Linked DNA regions of Homo sapiens: all the other regions are linked to region 2. Evidence: chromatin contacts called from ENCODE Hi-C data. All regions are on one chromosome and are shown on one strand. The core of a region is the stretch at or near the end of the contact, and the rest is flanking DNA. Distances in the headings are between cores, read along the strand shown. Region 1 holds the start of STX4 (syntaxin 4). Region 2 holds the start of TUFM (Tu translation elongation factor, mitochondrial). Region 3 holds the start of ZNF646 (zinc finger protein 646). Region 4 holds the start of FBXL19-AS1 (FBXL19 antisense RNA 1).

Evidence for each region. Hi-C counts contacts between places; a loop is a spot of excess contacts on that map. Pooled maps may share reads with other maps.
Region 1: a loop to region 2 is called in a pooled map, with 17 times the contacts of the local background. The contact joins the promoter of STX4 here to the promoter of TUFM in region 2. A Hi-C loop is called at or near these places in 6 of 50 pooled maps.
Region 3: a loop to region 2 is called in a pooled map, with 17 times the contacts of the local background. The contact joins the promoter of ZNF646 here to the promoter of TUFM in region 2. A Hi-C loop is called at or near these places in 8 of 50 pooled maps.
Region 4: a map of CD8-positive, alpha-beta T cell shows a loop between it and region 2 (23-fold over the local background). The contact joins the promoter of FBXL19-AS1 here to the promoter of TUFM in region 2. A Hi-C loop is called at or near these places in 3 of 168 maps with a recorded cell type or tissue (CD8-positive, alpha-beta T cell and naive thymus-derived CD4-positive, alpha-beta T cell), 1 of 37 single-sample maps with no recorded cell type and 9 of 50 pooled maps.

What each region holds. Positions count from the first base shown.
Region 1 is chr16:31,031,621-31,034,864 of GRCh38, reverse strand. It overlaps STX4 (syntaxin 4), which reads right to left and starts at 1,307. Exons shown (of 11, transcript NM_004604.5): 1 at 1,030-1,307; 2 at 751-852; 3 at 540-639; 4 at 329-403. The coding sequence starts at 1,059. RefSeq lists enhancers at 449-959, 1,472-1,983.
Region 2 is chr16:28,845,093-28,848,714 of GRCh38, reverse strand. It overlaps TUFM (Tu translation elongation factor, mitochondrial), which reads left to right and starts at 2,367. Exons shown (of 10, transcript NM_003321.5): 1 at 2,367-2,497; 2 at 2,609-2,803; 3 at 3,235-3,401. The coding sequence starts at 2,446. It also overlaps a transcript of SH2B1 not described here. RefSeq lists an enhancer at 2,016-2,505.
Region 3 is chr16:31,073,039-31,076,624 of GRCh38, reverse strand. It overlaps ZNF646 (zinc finger protein 646), which reads right to left and starts at 2,203. Exons shown (of 3, transcript NM_014699.4): 1 at 1,994-2,203; 2 at 1-379. The coding sequence starts at 300. ZNF668 (zinc finger protein 668) reads left to right here and starts at 2,385. Exons shown (of 3, transcript NM_024706.5): 1 at 2,385-2,966. RefSeq lists enhancers at 1,437-1,969, 2,325-2,464, 1,970-2,503, 3,123-3,417, 2,709-3,509 and a silencer at 2,775-3,234.
Region 4 is chr16:30,921,415-30,924,602 of GRCh38, reverse strand. FBXL19-AS1 (FBXL19 antisense RNA 1) reads left to right here and starts at 1,334. Exons shown (of 1, transcript NR_024348.1): 1 at 1,334-3,188. FBXL19 (F-box and leucine rich repeat protein 19) reads right to left here and starts at 1,031. Exons shown (of 11, transcript NM_001382779.1): 1 at 144-1,031. RefSeq lists enhancers at 1,113-1,272, 1,313-1,402, 1,025-1,992, 1,433-2,252, 1,993-2,961.

The DNA.
Region 1 (3,244 bases), core at 58-2,557, 2.2 Mb before region 2:
TAAGTTTATTTTTCTTTGCATTACATCACTGAGTTCCCATAGGTATGCAGAGGCCACCTAACAAAACTCCATCTCCCTGCCCAAAGAATGCCCAGTGGGCAGCGATAACTGTGTAAGTAAATGGTTTCATTGTAAATAAAAGAACCTGAGAGGCGGACTTGTGCTGTGGAGAGTACAATGGCCTGGAGGCCAGGAGACAGATGCTAGACCCAGGCCTGCTGTGTGACCTGGATATATCACTGGCTTCTCTGGGCCACACACTCCCCAGATATACCAACAACAGGGCAGGATCAGAGGGAAGGATCTGTCTGAGGTCCCAGGAGCTCACCCTTCAGCTGCAGGCGGATCTCCCTCCCCAGCTGTTTGATCTCATCGCGCAGGTTCTGCAGCTCCTGCTTCATGCCTGAATAAGAGAAGGCCAAGACTCCCAAACAGCAGCCCCCACCTCAACAAACCACTCTGGCCACCACCTGCGTGGAACTACAACCCCCACAATCCCTGGGGCGGAGCATGCGCCCTGCAGCCGGGGTTTCACTCACTCTCCTCGGGAAGGGGCGTGGCCAGGATGGTGACCTGCTGTTTCTCCAACTCCTGGACTTTATTCCCCAGTTTGACAATAGTCTGCCGAATTGTCCGGACCTGGGGAGGGTGACCGAGAGGGCTGAAAGAGATATGGGGTACTCCAGACCACGCTACTCCTCGGGTCCTCCTACACCCTCGCGAATCCAGGCGGAGACCCCAGCCCCTTACCTTGTGGAAGAACTCCTCGTCCGGGCTCCCCAGCCGTGCCGTGCCCGGGTGCACCACCAGCGCGACCCGCTCCTTGTCCTCTTCGTCCGAGCTGTCATCCCCCTGCCAGGCCCGGAGTCATTGGCACCACCGTTTCGCTGCGGCTCTTACCCCGCAGGACCCACAGGCTTCCGGGACTTTCCTTCCTGGCCATCAGCCACCCCTCCCTATCCCGAAGACCAGAAGTCCTGCGTTCCAGTTCGTCCGCCCGTCCCCATCCCCGCTGCCCTGGCGTCTCACCTGTCTCAGCTCGTGGGTCCTGTCCCGCATGGCGGCCTGAGCTCTCCCTCCCCGGCGCCAGAGCCGGGAGGCCCTCAAATTTGGAATTCCCGTACCCCGCTCACACTCTGACACTCCCCTCCCTCCCCCTGCGGACCCCAACACCCCCACGAGCCGCCAGAGGCTCCGTCCCTTGCACCGCCCACAGTCAATGGGAAGGCGCCGACCCCGGGGACCCCCCAAGGTTCCACAGGTTGGAATTCCCTTTTCTTCCCCGCTCCAGCTCCCGCAGCCTCAGCCCCGCCCCTCCGTGATAAATTCGGGGCATGCGCACATGGTCGCGTCTCTTCCTTGCCCGAGGCTGGGAAGGTGGAGTCGGAAGTTGTTGCGCCCCGAGCGGAAGCGGAGATGCCTGGACGCGAGAACTTGCTACCGTCACCGGAACCGTTGCATCTTCCAACGGAAATCTGGTTGCCAAAAGGGGTAGGAATACGTCATTTGTACGTAATCCGAGACACCCGCATCTCACATCACCCCATGGTGCCCCCACCGCGTCACGTGACCAGCCCGGTCCCAAACTCGTGGACCGCAGAATGTGACCCTGTGACTGTCACGTGTCCCGGCTCTGTCACCGCCGTCTCTGGGACGCCGTTCTCATCACGACGTCCCCGGCACCCCAACGACCGAGCGACGCCCACACGGCCCCCGCGAGGTGGGGAGGGGCGCGCCGACCACCCCCAGAGGCCTTTCGAGGCAGTGGGTGGTAGGACCCTTGCTGACCTCGCCTTTATTGCTTTCGGGTCCAGGGCGTGGGCGGACTGACGACTTAGCATTTGGGGCTGTCAGCATCATGGGACCTTGAAAATCGGGAAATAATAGGATCCGAGTCGTCAGCGTCAGAAAATTGCAGGGTTGTGTGGGCAGGGAATCTGGGGGTGGGAAGTGACCTCAGCCAAGGCAGAAATCTCTTCTTCCGCATCCTTCTGGCGCAGCCTCTGACAGGTGGGCGGCCAGCCGGCGCCCTCCTTGAACACTGCAGCCCGGCTGCACTCACCACCTTGTGAGCCGTCAGACCATGTCAGGGCAGCTCAGGCTAAGAAAAGTGTTTGTATTGATCACGCTGCCTCCCTGCCACTCACACCCCCCAGCCCCTGCCTTGCATCTGAGGCCAGGTAATGACTTTGTTCTTAACTGAATCTGGGGAGTTCCTAGCCCAGTACCAAGAACATTACGGGCCCTCTATAAATACTTGTGGACAGAATTTCAGGCTTTCATGTATCTGAGGATAAAGCCCCTGGTTCCTTGGTCTTCTTTAGGCTTCAGGCTTTCTGACTGTGACACTTCTCTAATCCTGGCTATCTAGATATTCACTCATTTTTTATTTTTAAAAATTTTTACGAGATGCGGTCTCACTATGTTGTCCAAGCTGGTCTCTAACTCCTGGGCTTAAGCAATCCTTCTGCCTCAGCTTCCCAAAGTGCTGGGATTACAGGCATGCACCACCATGCACAGCAACATTCAGTCATTTAATGGATATTTTTTGGGCACATAGTATGGGCCAAACACTGTTCTAGGGCTGGAGATACATCAAGGACTAATAGACAAAAATTCCTGCACTCGTGGAACTTATATTCTCTAGAAGGAGTCCCCAAGGTCACTCAGCAAGTCTCAGCATAGCCGGGAATGAATAACAGGTCTCCTGGACCCCAGGGCTCTGTCCAGGAAGCTTCTGTGAAGGTACAAGCAAGGAAAGGAATGGACCCTTTCTGCTATGCCCTGGTCAGGAAACCTAGATTCCTGGGACTGAGTTGCTATGGACTTCTGGAAATCGCTTCCTGTCTCTAAGTGTGGATCTCCCTCTGCACAGTGGGTAACTGTAGGGGGATGGGGAGATCATCTTTATGGGTATCGGCTGCTCTAAACTTCAGTGATGATGAGGTTGGAAACTGTCAAGTGCTGTGTGATTCTATGTGAGGAGTTTTGGCTCTTCTCCTCTTCCTGTTAAAACCCAGCTCAGGCAGGGTGTGGTGGCTCATGCCTGTAATCCCAGCACTTTGGGAGGCTGAGGCAGGCAGATCACCTGAGGCCAGGAGTTGGAGACCAGCCTGGCCAACATGGCGAAACCCTGTCTCTACAAACATACAAAAATTAGCCAGGCATGATGGCAGGTGCCTGTAATCCCAGCTACTTGGGAGGCTGAGACAGGAGGATTGCTTGAACATGGGAGGTGGAGGTT
Region 2 (3,622 bases), core at 1,118-3,617:
GGCAACAGAGTGTGACTCTGTCTCAAAAAAAAAAAAAAAAAAAAAAGGACAGTGCGGTGTGCACACTTTTTGGGGTTTAGTGGTGGTGGATTCCTTAATCACCCTGACCGTCAGTTTTCACACCTGCAAAATGGAGGAAATAATAGTTCCTACTACCCAGGGTAGCACTGGGAGCGCTGATTGTGAAACAATAGGAATGCCTGAACATCATAAAGCTCTAGTTCAGAGTTTCCTAAACTCCTCTGAGTTTTCATTTGAAAAAAAATTTTTTTTTTTGGAGACGGAGTCTCGCTGTGTCGCCCAGGGTGGAGTGCAGTGGCACCATCTCAGCTCACTGCAAGCTCCGCCTCCCGGGTGCAAACAATTATCCTGCCTCAGCCTCCTGAGTAGCTGGTACTACAGGTGCACACTGCCACGCCCAGCTAATTTTTTGTATTTTAGTAGAGACAGAGTTTCACCGTGTTGCCCAGGCTGTTCTCGAACTCCTGAACTCAAGCAATCCACCCGCCCGGCCTCCCAAAGTGCTAGGATTACAGGTGTGAGCCACCACGCCTGGCCAAAATATTTTTATAGAGATGGGGTCTTTCTTGGCTGAGCGTGGTAGCTCACGCCTGTAGTCCCAGCACTTTGGGAGGCCACAATGGGCGGATCACTTGAGGTCTGGAGTTCGAGAGCCGTCTGGCCAACGAGGTGAAACCCCATCTGTACTAAAAATACTAAAATTAGCCAGGCGTGGTGGCACATGCCTGTAGTCCCAGCTACTCAGGAGGCTGAGGTGGGAGAATTGCTTCAACCCAGGAGGTGGAGGTTGCAGTGAGCCGAGATCGCCCCATTGCACTCCAGCCTGGGCGACAGAGTGAGACTCTGTCTCCAAAAAAAAAAAAAAAAAAAAAAAAAAGATGGGGTCTTTCTCTGTCACTCACGGTGGGGTGCAGTGTCATGATCATACCTCACCACAGCCTTGAACTCCTGAGCTCAGGCGATCCTCCTGCCTCGGCCTCCTGAGTAGGAGGGGCTATAGCTGCATGCTACTGTGCCTGGCTAATTTTAAATTTTTTTTTGTAGAGATAGGGTCTCCTAATCTGCCCAGGCTGGTCTTGAACTCCTGGCTTCAAACCGTCCTCCCACCTCAGCCTCCCAAACTGCTGGGACTATAGGCTGGCACTATAGCCACCGTGCCCAGCCTCTTCTCAGTTTTAGAAGAGTGTTTGTTATATAGCTTCCCAGTCTGTGCATAGACCCCACGGAATCATAACCTCCAGGGGAGGAATTAGGGAATCTATTTGAAACAAACACTGTCCACTGAGTCTCAGGATCTGATGAGTTCCGAAACATTAGCCAGGGTTAAGCAGCCATAATTAACACTTTGGAGTGCCCTGTGGAAGCTGCCATGAGATGATGGATGTGAAAGTTAAGGGACATTGACTACCCTTGCACCCATTCATTCAACATTCACTGCATGCTCCACCCTGTTAGGTGCTGGGGACACCGACAGATTAAAGGAGACTCAGGCTCCCCTTAAAGGCTCCCCTAGCTGGCTCCTCATCCTTGGCTCCTCATCTGCAAAATTAGATGGGTGGGGCGATGCCCAACGGAACTGCTCCTTAGGCTGCTGAGGGACTACAGGGGTGGGCAGCGAAGCTGTCTGTCTTGTGGGCTCTGGCCCTGTGAGGTCTAGCAGTACAGGGTCCCCGCAAGCTGCCTGACCTCACAGGGCCCAACACTGACTCCTACCCAGTTCATCTCCTCTCAGGGCTAGATGTCAGGCTCTCCCTATGAAGTGGATACTACTATTCCCATTTTACAGATTAGAAAACAAAGTCTCAGCGAAGAGGGAGGTCACACTTCACCCCATCCCCGAAAGGCGTCCAGGACCTGGTCCCCTACCTCCAGCTGCGGCAGAGGCGGCCAGATATCTCGCAAGACCCGCGTAGCGAGTCGGACTCCGGGGGACTCGGGGTCTCTCTCTGCCGGGCCCAGGAGGAGGTTCCTGAGCAGTCGGAGCCGCAGCTGCCTCCCGGAGCCCGAGCCCCTCCCTCCGGGTCCGGCCTAGCCCGCCTGACTCCCACTCTGATCACCTCCACAGCCCGCCGACCTGAGAACTACTACGCCCATGAGCCTTCGCGGCGCCGGTGATTTAGGGGACGCTCCTCAGTGCCCCCTGCGACCGCCAGAGAGAACTACGTTGCCCCTCAGCCCGAGAGGCGCGAGTGGTGGAAAACCTCTCCATCATACTCCGCCCTCGAGACACCAGCCCCCTCCATGACGTCTTCAGCCGCGCGCCCGACGTCGGCTGAGACGGCCATAGACACTGGCGGCTAGAGGGGCCCGGACTTGCCCTCCCAGCTCTAACTTCCGCCGGAAGTGCCTTCCAGCCGCAGGCGCCCTTCTTCTTCTGTGCGCTCGGGCTCCTGGTCCCGGCTCCCCGGTTACCGGGGCGCGAGTATGACCACAATGGCGGCCGCCACCCTGCTGCGCGCGACGCCCCACTTCAGCGGTGAGTGGTCAGGGAGGGCGATGGCGGCCCAGGAACACTTTGGGGGAGTGGTAGGTGGCTGGGTTCGGTCTGACCCCTTCCCTGCCTGACTCCAAGCTTCGGTCCCGGCAGGTCTCGCCGCCGGCCGGACCTTCCTGCTGCAGGGTCTGTTGCGGCTGCTGAAAGCCCCGGCATTGCCTCTCTTGTGCCGCGGCCTGGCCGTGGAGGCCAAGAAGACTTACGTGCGCGACAAGCCACATGTGAATGTGGGTACCATCGGCCATGTGGACCACGGGAAGACCACGCTGACTGCAGCCATCACGAAGAGTGAGTGGGGTTGGGGCGTCCAGCAGCGCCCTATCTACTGATGGGACCTGGAGCCAGGGAGGCAAGGCCAGCAGAGTGTCTGCTGGAGGAGTTTACTGTGGCCCCAAGAGCCCGAATTTGTGCGACAGGTGGATTGGGAGATGCAAGAGACAAATTTCTCCTGAACAGGAAGAACTTTGTGATCCACCAATGGCTTGGGGATCACAAAGTCGTGGGGAATGCTCTGCAAGCAGAGGCTGTACCCTAAAGAAGTCACAGGGCAGACCCTTAAGGCCCTCTAACATTTCTTTCTGACCCACAGTTCTCTCTGCTGGAAGAGTTAGAGATTGGAGGAGGTTATGTATTTAGGTGGGAGGGTTCAGGGGCGTGGTCTAAGCTCTGCCTCTAGCACTGGAACTTTAGCTGAGAGGTGTGTTCTTTTCCTCCTTTAGTTCTAGCTGAGGGAGGTGGGGCTAAGTTCAAGAAGTACGAGGAGATTGACAATGCCCCGGAGGAGCGAGCTCGGGGTATCACCATCAATGCGGCTCATGTGGAGTATAGCACTGCCGCCCGCCACTACGCCCACACAGACTGCCCGGGTCATGCAGATTATGTTAAGGTGAGGGTTGCTGGGACACTGGAGACAGGGCCAGAAGCTGCCTCTTGTCAGGATAAATGTTAGGCTTGTGGGGAGGAGATTAAGATATTCAGTGTTTGGGTATGAGATGGCAGGTTTGTGGTCTTGGCCACGCAGAATGGGTGGTGAGGAGATGGTAGAGAAAGGTGGGCCTGAGTTTCTAACTGCTACACTTGGCTATATGGATGTGAACTGAAGAGCTC
Region 3 (3,586 bases), core at 954-3,453, 2.2 Mb before region 2:
CTCAGGAGCATGTGTCCTCATATGGCTCTTGAGAGCCATGGGATTGGAGAAGTCCTTGCCACAGGTGGTACAGGGGAAAAGGCCAGTCTCGTGGGTCCGACGATGGTTAACCAGGCTCCCGGGGTGACGGTAGCCCCGCCCACACTGCTGACAACGGTAGGGCCGAGGGATGCTGTCAGCCTCCTCACTGTCCTGGTTGGGAGATGGATGGAGCAGTTCTCGGTGCCGAGAGAGCTCTGGGAGGCTGGGAAAGTGGCGCTGACAGTCGGAGCAGCTGAGTGAGGGGGGTGTGTCCTCCATGGGGCAACGTAGCAGAAACCTGGAGGTTCAGAAGGAGCAGACACGTGGCAGCACCTTCCTCTGGTGGAGGGGCCAAGGCCTAGGAAGAGGGGGCAGTGGTCAAAAGGAAGGCCTGAATTAACTTCGCCTCTTGGCTCTACGAGCAACAAGTTCACCTGAGGTCACTGAGAGGTTCCCCAAGCATCCATGCCCAAGGACCTAATTTCTACTAGATCCAATCTGCAGGCACCATCATTTAAGGCTTCCCTGTGCACAAGCTTCCCAAATATAGGAGCTCCCCTAGGCTTAAGTCATCCCTACAGGTATAGCTAAGGAAATTAAAGTTGAGAGAGATGCAACCTACTTCTGATCACAGACCTGTTATGTTCTTCAGACCAGACTCAAAAGGCATTACTGTCCTTTAAGAACAGTAGGAATCTGCTCCCTACAATCCTGAAACAAAAATTTTCTGTGACATCTTAAAAGGACACCAAAACCTTCTCTAGGCCTTTCAATAAGAGAAGTCCAAATCTTCCTACTTCATCTCTCAGCTAAACAGAGTAGCTGAGAAGCACTGAAAAAGCAGCTGTTTCCTCCAGTTAATAGCTGAGGACCTGAGAGGAGAGGTTAGAGGCCTCCTTCAGGGAAAGGGCTGGCTTGTTCCCCCACCACCCCGAGTCATTTCAGTGTCACAAGGTCTCTTTTCCTTGTGACAAGAGAGTTAAGAGAGTTAAGACTCTCTTAACTGGGCCAGGTGTGGTGGCTCACGCCTGTAATCCCAGCACTTTGGGAGGCCGAGGCTGGTGGATCACCTGAGTTCAGGAGTTCAAGACCAGCCTGGACAACATGGTGAAACCCTGTCTCTACTAAAAATACAAAAATTAGCCGGGCGTGGTGGTGGGCACCTGTAATTCTAGCTACTCAGGAGGCTGAGGCTGAAGAACTGCTTGAACCTGGGAGGTGGAGGTTGCAGTGAGCTGAGATCCCACCACAGCACTCCAGCCTGGGTGACAGAGCGAGACTCCATCTCAAAAAAACAAAAAACCCCAAAAGACTCTCTTAGCGACTTCTTTTATCTACTTCCCTTGAACTCAAACTATCTTCCATCTTGGGAATAACATCAATACCAGGTTGTAATGTCACTTCATTGCCTACCTTTTCTCTCCCATGCCTCCTGATCTTACCCTCACCAGTCTTTCTCATTTTTTTCTTCTGCCTCCTCTCTTAATACTGATGATGACAGCAACTCATGAAGAGTATTATATTACCATGTGCCAGGCACTGTGCTAACTATATTCATTGTGTTACTCAATCCTCAGAACACACGGCAATGCCTGTTATTCTAGTTCACGTAACAGCAAACCCCCTGACTGAGGCGGTCTTCATCCCAAAGCCCTTGCTCTCTCATGCCCCCTACATCGTCTTGTCCTTCTCCAACTCTGACTCTTCTTCCCATGGGACCCCAGTACAACTGTCTCCGACCGTAAACCCCTTCACTGAACCTGCCCCCGGAATTCTCACCTCACAAAGCCCCTTTGATCAAAAGTCCCCTCCCCTAGTCAACCACCAATGAAGTCCTCTGACCTCACTCATCTCGTCTGCCAATTTCCTCTCAGGACGCCTACCTCGCACCGGCGGCCCCCTCTCCTTCCCGCCGCGGGCGCGTCAGTTGGGGACCGCGAACAAGAGCGCGCCTGCGCACTGGGACCCTTACCCTAACTGCAGCCGCGCGCCCCAAGGGGTGGCTGTCGGGGGGCTCTCGCGCTCCCACACACGCACACTCAGCCAGGGTTCCCGGGAGGTGGGAGGGAAGGGAAAGAGGGAAAGGAGAAGGGGGGAAGAGGAAGGAGGTAGAGAAAAGAGGGCGCAGCTGGCATGAGCCAGGAGTCTACTCCCAGCTCTACGGACACTTCCTATTGTTACTAGGAAACAGGAAGTGTCCTTAGGTGCAAAAGCTTCCCCGCGAAACTTCCGCTTCGGGAGCACTGCCTGTCCCGCCTCCGAGCCGCAGTTTTACGCAGACACACTTCCGGCGCTAAGTTCTAGGTCTGCACGGCTGACTCCGCCCACGTAGGTCACAACGCGGCGTCTTTGCACGCTAAGCTAGCCACACTTCCGGCAAGAGCAGCTAGAATCGTTCCGGTGCATATTGAATAGGCGCAGAAAGGGAGAAAAAGATTCTACAGCCCTGGCCACAGTACTTTGGTGACACTTTTCGTGGGGCTCTCTGGAGGACTTTTCCCAAGGCAGATGGAGAAAACTTCGTGAAACCCACTCCTTGCTATTAAAGGAAATGTTGTGGAATATAATTGGACTTAGGTTTTGCAGAGCTTGAGCATGGCCTTTTTGTCCTCCCACCTTCTGGTTCTTGAAGACATTGCCGGTGACCTGGCCCCAGACTAACACAAGGCGGGCGTATACCGTCAGCCTGCCTGGCGTCCCCTTGCCTCAGCACACACAGAGACCTCTTGCAAGATGCTTCTCTGCCGCCATAGGCTGGAGGTTCCCCGGGAACTTTCCCTTCCTTCCTAGCTGAGGAAGATCCCTCACTTCCGCTCGCCGCGCCACCGGTCCCACCTCCCCGCCCCCCGCTGGGTCCTAGCGCCGGCCCCTGTTTGGCAGGGTCCGGGCTCCGTCGGTGCGAGGAGCCGACGCCGACGCCACGGAGTCAGCACAAGTCTCATCAGGTAGGAAACGTCGGCGGGAAGCCGCGAGGGCCCCGGGCAGCTCCCACGCGGCCACGATCCGAGCTGGCCTCAGTTTCCCTGCGGGCGCCGAGGGCGGGCCGGGTTGGCCCAGCGCGAGCAGCGCGGGCGGGGCGGGCTGTGAGCGGCCCCGGGCGCATTGCGGGCCCAGCAGGTCCTAGAACCCGCCGGCTGTCTCCGCGGTTCTGGGCTGCGGACACCCAGGCTCGGCCCGCGCGGCTGCTGGCCCGGCGCGGTGTGGTCCCGGGGGTCCTAGAGCCCGCCATGTTTTGGGTTTTTGTCCCGGTCGCGTGGCCCGCGCTGCAAGATCCCAGGCGCCGGCGGCCCCCTCCCCTGCTGAGGCCCGGCCACCACTCCCGCGGTCCTAGAGAACGCCATCTTGCAAGCCTTTGTCCCTCATTCGGCCTTCCGTCCATTCATTTGTTCATCTCCTCATCCTTCGTTCAGTCCTCCTTGCCACGTCCTCCGAAGCCACGTTTTCTGAGGCTTATAACCGGGGTCCTGCCCTCCAGGGGCTGCCTGGCTGGCGGGGGCGCCGCGTACAGACGGTTGCGAGGAGCGAGGAGCTCCGGGTTTCTGCAACTCTCGGCTCCTCGGCGCGC
Region 4 (3,188 bases), core at 85-2,584, 2.1 Mb before region 2:
CATAGGAAGGAGGGCTGGAGATGAGTTTGGAGTAGAGAGAGGGTGAGGCTGGGGGCGGGGAAGGTAGAGAGAGGCCGGGCTGAGGATGAATGGGAGTGGGCGCTGCCCAGGTCTGGGGGTGAGGAGGAGCCGCATGAACCCACCTCACACGTGTCCCGGGAGCCATCTCTCCCTTCTCGGCAGCTCCCGGCGGGTCGGCGGCCATCGGCGGCGGGGGGGCCGGGCGGCGCGGGGCGCGGAACGCTCAGAACGCCGGGGTCCACGGCCCCCCGAGGGCGCTCGGCCCCTCCCTCCGGCGGAGGCCGGGACGGCGGCGAGTGGAGATGGGGGGCGCCGGGGGCGAGGCCCTCCCACGGGCTGCGGCGCGGCCCTTCCAGGGGGAGGTCCTGCTCTGGGAGGCTCAGTCCCTCAGCCCCCCCAGGCCAACGGGGGCTCCTTGGGCGCAGGGTGCTCAGCTTCTGCCCGGGGCCCACTCAGTCCCGGGTCCGAGTCCCAGCTCCCCTCCCCCCACCCCGCCCCGCCTCTCCCCAGCGCCCCTGGCCCTTTAACTGGCCCCTTCCCGGACCCCACTGCCCAGGGGTCCAGTGCCAGGCCTGGGCCCCCCCCACCGTTTCCGGGGTTCAAGCCCGCCCACCGCCGGTTCCCGGGGAGGGGGGGGTCGCTGTAACCTGCCCCCCTCCCCTGGGCCCGCCCCTGGACTGCGACCCCCTGCCCTACGGCTGCGAGGCGAGCGGAGGGGGAGGTGAAGGAAGCTGCTCCGGCCCCGCCCCCCCCAGCCCGCGCGCACCCCCGACCTCTCCCCCTCCCCCAAGCGCGCGACCCTCGGGAGATAGGGATTTAAATAAAATTTGAATAAATCCCCCTCCTCAAGCGGGAGGGTGGAAGGAAAGGATAGAGGGGGAGAGGGAAAGGGGAAGGGGGCAGTTGGGGTGTCTCAGCCCCCCTGGTCCCCCAGCCCCGCGCTGCTACGGCCCGGGGCCCTGGCCGCCTCTCTCATCCCTCCTCAGCTCCTTCCTCCTTCCTCCTCTCTTCCCCCCTCCCCTCCCCTCCCTCCTCCTTCCCTCCTCCTCCTCCTCCTCCCCCTCTTTACTCCCTCCTTCTCCCAGAGGAACCCCGCCCCCTTCCCCCTCCTTCCTCCACCACCTCCACTTTCCAGGACGAACGCACGCAGGGCTCGACGGGAGTTGTAGTCCTGCGGCCACTGATGCTACGGGGGAACAATAGGACGCTGGGGACAGCGGGAACTACAAACAGGACGGCGGAGGGCGTGCCCAGCCGGGAGCCGAGGATGCCGGGAGTTAGAGTCCCGTTGCCCCGAGGCTCCCAGTTGCAGAACATCGAGAAGGAGAGGGAACGATGACTACAAACAAGATGGCCTTCTCCCCCGACCCGACCTCCTTCCCAGGCACTCACACGCCCTCCTGTCCACAACCCTCCGCGTGTGTGGTACCTGACGGGAGTCGCAGTCCATCTGCTGCCTTCCCGCTGCCATTTCTACTCGTCAGGAACAATGGAAAGGTGAAAAGGAAAGAGGACTACAAGCAAGATGGCGGAAGAGGGACATACACCTGACTAGTAGTCGATCTTACGAGGTGCGATGGGATTAGTAGTTTTATAGCCTTCCAGTGTTCCTTAAGAATGGCGGAACCAGGAGGACGAGGAGACTACCGTAAAGATGGCAGGCTACCTAGCCTCTCCCGGTCTCCGCTTTCCACCACCTTGGGCACCTCGCCCGCCTGTGGTCTCGAAATCCCCCCCACCAGTGGCGCACGGCCTGACGGGAGTTGCAGTCTCCCGGCTCCCGTCTATCATCTCAAGTCGAGACAATGGAAGGGGATGGGGCGGGGCCACCGGCAAAGATGGCGGCTGCAGGGCCGGGGCGACTGCGACATGGGATGTGTAGTCCAGGCGTCTGGCCTCTTCCCTGCGGAAATGAGGGAGAGGACTACGAAAAAGATGGCGACCTCGCCCCTCGACCTCTGCGCCGGTGCCTGCTGGGAAATGTAGTTCCTTGCCGAGTCCAACAGAGAAAGGACGTCGCTGTTGAAATGTGAATCCCGGCGGACACGCCAAATTGCGAGGCGACGGAAACGGAAAGACTCTTTTCTCCTCTCTCCGCCACCGGCTTCTGAACAGCCTGGCGGGAAATGTAGTCCCAAGCTTTCACTCGCGAGTGGAGGGGAAGGATTTATGTCACCAGTGGGGATCAGTGCGGGTGGGGGAGAAAAACGTCGGGCGATCCGGGAATAAAGAATGTCCGCCTCTCCATGGGGCGAGGACTTCGCGTTTCAGGGGAGGGCCCTTAAAGGAAGGCAGCAGGAATCAGTCTTGTCGAACAGGGGGGCGTGGTTCTCGTCGAGAGTGCATTCACACTCTTGTTCCCTAGAAAGCCTGGGCACCTCCCACTCGATTCCTGCTCCTCAGACCTCCGGGAATCAGTGTCTTACAAGACGTGCGGGCTCCGGGGAAAAGGACCTGGAGTCACAGCGAATCCCCGCCCCGCCCCGGGAAGCCACCAAACCTTGCTTTTTCTCATCTGCAAAATGGGGACAATGGGGATAATGATCCCCACCTCGAAGCACAGTTGTGAGTGTTAAACAAGCCAATGTTCTTGTCACCAAAGTGCCCAACTCTGGCACGGGGCACGCGGTGGTAGATCCCTTTCTAAGGTCCCTTCCAGCCCAGCCGTTCTGGGAGCCCAGGAATCCATGATGCCGGACAGAGTTCGCTCCTGTGAGAAGAAAACTGACCCGCAGGCTCCTCCCAGATTGAACCGACCCCCGCCCCTCCTCATCGGGGTCCTCCAGCGTCTGTTACCGAGCACTGCTCCCAGGGGGCGCTCAATCTCCATTCGACTGAGGTACTACAAACACGATTTCCGCAACCTGGAGTTGGAGGCATTGCAGGCTGTCCAGCCTCATCCCCTGCCTGATATCCAGTCAGCCTTGGAGGCCTCTGCCTAGACACTTCAACTGCCTATGCAAATGGAACGGCTTCTCATCTTTCTGCCGTTTTTTGGTTTTTTTTGTGTGTGTTTTAAGGTCTTGCTCTGTCACTTGGGTTGGAGTGCAGTTGCAGGATCATAGTTTGCTGCAGCCTCGACCTCCTGGGCTTAAGCGATCCTCCTCCCTCAGCCTTGTGAATACCTGGGACTTCAGGCACGCGCCACTACACCCAGCTAATTTTTA